2 separate regions of the Homo sapiens genome follow, and region 2 is linked to region 1. A link is a loop called in an ENCODE intact Hi-C map of the cell type or tissue named here. Cell type or tissue: A673. All regions are shown on one strand. Links, peaks and the distances in the headings refer to the core of each region. The heading gives the core; the rest is flanking DNA. Region 1 has its middle 55 kb from the start of CD28. Region 2 has its middle 46 kb from the start of FAM117B.

What was found. A loop is a pair of places that touch in the nucleus more often than their neighbours do. Peaks named below come from ENCODE experiments on the same cell type or tissue, not always from the same donor. Only the 100,000 strongest peaks of a DNase experiment are listed, where the experiment ranks them.
Region 2: it touches region 1 in a loop (2.5-fold over the local background); 4 of 110 quality-filtered maps call a loop at or near these places.

What each region holds. Positions count from the first base shown.
Region 1 is chr2:203,650,232-203,653,145 of GRCh38, reverse strand. No RefSeq gene overlaps it. Among named protein-coding and RNA genes, the nearest start is that of CD28, 55 kb to the left of the region's middle. In A673, for the core only: a CTCF peak has its summit at 1,617; DNase peaks (open chromatin) are centred at 1,655 and 2,195; H3K27ac peaks cover 1,108 bases.
Region 2 is chr2:202,587,429-202,590,342 of GRCh38, reverse strand. No RefSeq gene overlaps it. Among named protein-coding and RNA genes, the nearest start is that of FAM117B, 46 kb to the left of the region's middle. In A673, for the core only: a CTCF peak has its summit at 1,545 (motif pointing left); a DNase peak (open chromatin) is centred at 1,502.

The DNA of each region.
Region 1 (2,914 bases), core at 200-2,699:
TCTCTACTAAAAATACAAAAAATTAGCCAGGCGTGGTGGTGGGCGCCTGTAGTCCCAGCTACTTGGGAGGCTGAGGCAGGAGAATGGCGTGAACCTGGGAGGCAGAGCTTGCAGTGAGTTGAGATCACGCCACTGCACTCCAGCCTGGGCAACAGAGCGAGACTCTGTCTAAAAAAAAAAAAAAAAAAATGAAGACATCAAGGTAAAGGCAGTAAACTGAGCAGTCCTCAAACCTAGATGTGGCGTGGAAAGGGAAGCATAAGAGCTGTACCTTTGCTGTATGTACTTGTATGGATACCATAAGATACTGTTTTATCATATATCATACTGAACATGGTGGTGTAGTTTCAATTCCTTTAAGCCCCTATGTGTGTTGCCAATACTTACAGCACTTGAAAGTGTGCTACAAACACAGGAGATTGCGAGCCTCTAGTATGGCAGAAAGCTTTATACTTGTATGGAAGACCAGAGGAATATATACAGATTTATTCTGATTTAGGTTACCTAAGGGAACTCCCTCACACAGAATATGGAATTAGGGGAAGGCCTAATTTTTTTTTTTTTTTTGAAACAGACTCTTGCTCTATCACCCTAGGCTGGAGTGCAGTGCGCGATCTTGGCTCACTGAAACCTCTGCCTCCCAGGTTCAAGCCACCACACCCAGCTAATTTTTTTGTATTTTTAGTGGGGATGGGGTTTCACCATGTTGGCCAGGCTGGTTTCGAACTCCTGACCTCAAGTGATACACCCGCCTTGGCCTCCCAAAGTGCTAGGATTACAGGTGTGAGCCACCACGCCCAGCCAGGGAAAGCTTAATTTAAGGATGGACTCCGTATTCCACAGACAATTTTCAGAAATAAGTAGTCAAAGAAAATTAGACCAACCTGAAATCTGATGTCTCTATCAGAGGACATTCAATAATCTCGGGAATTATCTTTAGTTTGTGCTTTGAGATGTAACTATCCCTCAGGATTCCAAAAATAAAAGTCAATGGCTATCACAGTGCTTGAAACTCCTAAAAGTGTTACTCCTCCTTCTGCCTCTCTGTCTTTCAACTATGTTTCACCGGAGCATTTATTTTCCTCTGAAGGTTTGTGTCTGAACCAAAGGAAAATGCTGGGACCTCTTTTGGAGAAGTTTTGGCTTCAGTAAATTTTATAAGATAAACAAAAGTGAGACCTTCCCATCTCTGTCAATCATATTCATTCAAAATAACAGCACTCTCCAGGACCGGGGGTTGTGGGGAGGGAAAATGCTGGGGAGAAGGTAATGTCATGAATTGTTCCCCTGCAGCTGGTATTTCTCAGTAACAACTGTACATACAAAACAAAAGATCTCTTCAGAAAGCCAGGGACAGACAGAGAGGCCAATAAGAAGAGATCATTATAATCATATTTTAGAGATCAAACAGCTTGAATTACATTTGCTTGAGCCCAGTTAGGTTTCCTGGTTGTTTCAAATAGAACATAGCAATTTAGTGTACCCTAACATAAGAATATAATATAATGGCAAACATACATAATATTATCTCCAGGCATCTACCATGTAGCAGGTTTGTTATCTTCTACTTCTCTTCCACAGTGCTGGGGATAAAAGATAAAAGATATTCTAACACAGGGAGGCAGTATAGCACAGTGGTTAAGAGCATAGGCTTGGCATCGCATCAGGATAGAGTCCCAGCTTTGCCTCTTACTACTATGTTACCTTGGGCAAGTTTCTTAACCTCCCCAAAGGCTCAATTTCCTCAACTGCTAAACAGAAGTTGGGATTTATCTACTTGGTGGTTATGGTAAGAATTGAGAGAGAGAACTCATGTAAAACATTGAGCACAGTACCTGGCCTGCAGAGAGGACTTAGTAAATGTTTGCATTTAGAGTCAATAAATGTCTGAATACACAAATACTTTGTTTTTCCCTAGACCTCTCATTTTCTATCCTCATTCTACCCCCAATCTAAGCAAAAAGGAGGGAAGTATTTGGAAGTCATTGCAGCATGTTCGTCATGTCATATTGCTAAAAAGGAATGAGATAACTAACTTGCTAGGCTTGGTTTTGCTGTTGGATCAAAGGCCTGCTACACAGCTGTGCTCCTGCAAAGGACTGTTCCCTTCTCTCCTTCTAGCGTGTCCCCTTTACAGCTGCAGGACTCCAGTACACAGCAGCCACCATGACTGTTCATGGGGAGATGAGTATCACGTGTAAGCAATCAGTTGGCTCCCATCCAGGAAGTAAGGCTTACAAAACATTTATCCAGACACTAGTCTTCTGGGACAAAAGTCCACAGTGCTATCCACAGGCAGGTATTGGGAGTCGGACCAGGAGGCTTCCGGGAAAACAGTCTTGTCCTTTTTTATTAAATAGACAAAAATATGAAATGTGCCTAGCTTTAGAGCTTGGCCAGTTCTCTAAGATGTTTCCTTAACTGTCTATAACTTCTTCAAAACAACATTAAGAATGACCACACACTGGGGCTGGGCGCGGTGGCTCACGCCTGTAATCCCAGCACTTTGGGAGGCCGAGGCAGGCAGATCATGAGGTTAGGAGATGGAGACCATCCTGGCCAACATGGTGAAACTCCGTCTCTACTAAAAATACAAAAATTAGCTGGGTTTGGTGGCACACACCTGTAATCCCAACTACTCGGGAGGCTGAGGCAGGAGAATAGCTTGAAGCCAGGAGGCAGAGATTGCAGTGAGCCAAGATCGTGCCACTGCACTCCAGCCTGGCAACAGAGCGAGACTTGGTCTCAAAAAAAAAAAAAAAAAGGAATGACCACACACCACATAACCAGACCAAAAAAAAAAAAAAAAAGAGGAACTCTATTTCAGTCCACATGAACGATGAAATCAAGGAGGAATTTTACAATTACAGGTTTCCTTTGACAAAGGGGTTTTACGACTGCTTTGGCCTCAGAA
Region 2 (2,914 bases), core at 234-2,733, 1.1 Mb after region 1:
GATGGCTGACTAGAAACATTGGATGCCAGTTCTCCTCAGAGAGAAGAACCAAAGGTGAATAATCATGGCCCAAGTGGAATACTGATCGAAGAGTGACAGAACCCACAGGAAGAAGTTGGGGCACAGAAAAAAGAGGGAAGCAAGAGTTTGGCAGAGATAATACCCAAGGGACTTGCAGTCCTGTGGAAAGGGTAGGTGGGGATGTTTTTAGCTCATTTCACTCACCCTTGCTGCAGCAGACTGCTGGTTTCCAAACTGTTGAAGAGCCCCTCTACCCTCTTGAATTGGCACCAGTATGAGCAGTGATTTGAGAACTTCTTGCGGGCAGAGCACCAGGTTGCCAGCTCATGCAGGATTGCTCACCCTGCCCGTAGACCCGAGCTGAGGTGGTGGGTGCCATACTGGTTGTGCACCCATTGAGGGCCTCTGTCCTGCCCAAGGAGTCTCAGCCCTTGTGTTGCTGCATTACTGGATCCCCTGTAAACATTCCCTTGCACCTCCTCAGGCTGTAGCAACCACAAAGGGCCAGTGGGATCCAGGGGGAGCTGTGGCGTTGCTGGAGGTGTAACCCTCAGGGCAAACTGTCCATAGGGGAAGGGAGTGTACACCGTGCCAAAGCACCCCTTGGGACAAAGGAGACGAGAGTACAGGGTCTCCTGTGCCTGAGAGCTCCCTGCTTGCGCACTGAAGGTGACTGTGCCCCTTGCAGCAGAGGCAGGTGTGGTGCTGGAGGAGTGTGTTTCAACCCCAGTGGGCAGGCAGCATTGGTGCTCAAGAAGGGACACAGAGAGGGGGACTTCTCCCCTACAATCATTGCTGTGTACATAGCCAGGCTGTTCCTGTGGGGGGTTGGCACAGGTGTGCCTATGGATGGTCAATGCAGGGCTATTAGGGGTGGGTGCACCCCAACTGGCAGTGTTCCCACCACCCCAGGCCCGGCTTGCATGAAGAGTAGGGCCCCTCTCCCTCTCTACATGGAGCAACAGTTTTCCTGCAGTAGAGATCAACGAAGCCACAAAGTTGTCTGTGTTCAGCTGAGGGAAGAGGTTCCCACGGGAAGCCGTTTCAGTGGAGGGCTCTGGGACAGGCATTTCTGTGGCCCTCAGCTATATTGCAGCCTAGAGACAAACGACATTGCCTATTTCAGGGTCACAAAGCCTCGGGACAGGGGTGTGATTGGGAGGCAGATGGCATTCCTTCTTGGTCAGGACATAGAGCTGGTGCAGCCCTCTCTGCCTGTGATGGAAACCTCAGCGCTTTTCACCACAAGCCCCCGACCAGCCTCATCAGGGTTTGTGCTTCCACTGTCATTGGGGTATCCGAAGGTGAGCTTAGCAGTCCAGCTGCACCCAGCTTCGTCTTCCTTTCCTGGGGTAAGTAGAGAACTCAGGGCACCCAGCATTCCACAGATCAGTCCACCCACAGATCAGCCCACCGCCTGAGACAACAGACAGCCCCTCCCAGTAAACAAAGATTAAGCACGCACACACCCTGGGCATCTGGCTCTTACCCGTATTCGCCACCTGCTGGTCTAGAGACGGAACTGCACAACCCAATACAAAACCTTTTGACCGAAGTGCACAGCGCTATGAACCAGGTAAGCTTCCTGAGACCTCCACAGTCTCAGCTCTGCAGAAGGTAGTGAGCCTGCTAATATGCCCAGCACAGTGTTACTACAACCAGCACTTGAGAAAGCCACTGCACAAAGGCTAACTATAACCAAGGAATTCATACAGAACTTTGGCACCCTGACAGCACCCAGAATTGAAGCCAAACAACCATTCACAACATACATTACAGTCACACCCTTGAAGGGGATAATTCTTTTAAAAGTCCCATGCAATGAAAAGTAAATTCAAAAACAAGTAGTGAGAGATTCTCCAGATGAGAAAGAACCAATGTAAGAAGTCTGACAGTATGAGAAAACAGAGTATTTCAACAACCTAAAAAGATTACATTAGCTCTCCAGCAAAAGATACTAACCAAAATGAAAATTCTGAAATTACAGACAAAGAATTTTCAAAATATATATTGTAAGGAAGTTCAATGAGATCCAAGAAAAGGTGAAAAAAACAACATGAAAAAATTAGAGAAACAATACAGGATATGAATGAAAAATTTACAAAAAAGAAGAAAATTTACTAAAAAGATAGATATTTTAAAAAAACAGAACTTCTGCAAATGAAAAATGTATTATAGGAATTACAAAACACAGTTGAAAGACTTAGAAATAGACTAGACCAAGCAGAAGAAAGAAATTTAGCAGAAGAAGACAGGTCTTTTAATTTAACCCAGTCAGACAAAAATAAAGAAAAAAGAATTTTTAAAAATGAGCAAAGCCTTCAAGAAATATGGGAATATGTAAAGTGGCCAATCCTATAAATCATAGGTATTCCTAAGAGAGAATAAGAAAAAGTAAAAATCTTTTGTTTGTTTTTTTTTTTGAGATGGAGTCTCACTCTGTCACACAGGTTGGAGTGCAATGGCATAATCTCGGCTCACTGCAATCTCCACATCCTGGGTTCAAGCCATTCTCATACCTCAGCCTCCTAAATAGCTGGGATTATAGGCATGCACCACCACACCTGGCTAATTTTTGGATTTTTTTTTTGAGATGGAGTCTCACACTGTCGCCTGGGTTGCAGTGCAGTGGCCCAATCAGGGCTCACTGCAACCTCCACCTCCCAGGTTGAAGTGATTCTCCTGCCTTAGCCTCCCGAGTAGCTGGGACAACAGGCTCCCGCCACCAGCCTGGCTTTTTTTTTTTTTTTTTTTTTTTTTTTGTATTTTTAGTAGAGACGGAGGTTCACTATGTTGGCCAGGCTGGTCTCAAATGCCTGACCTTGTATCCACCTGCCTTGGCCTCCCAAAGTGCTGGGATAACAGCCGTGAGCCACTGCGCCTGGCCAATGTG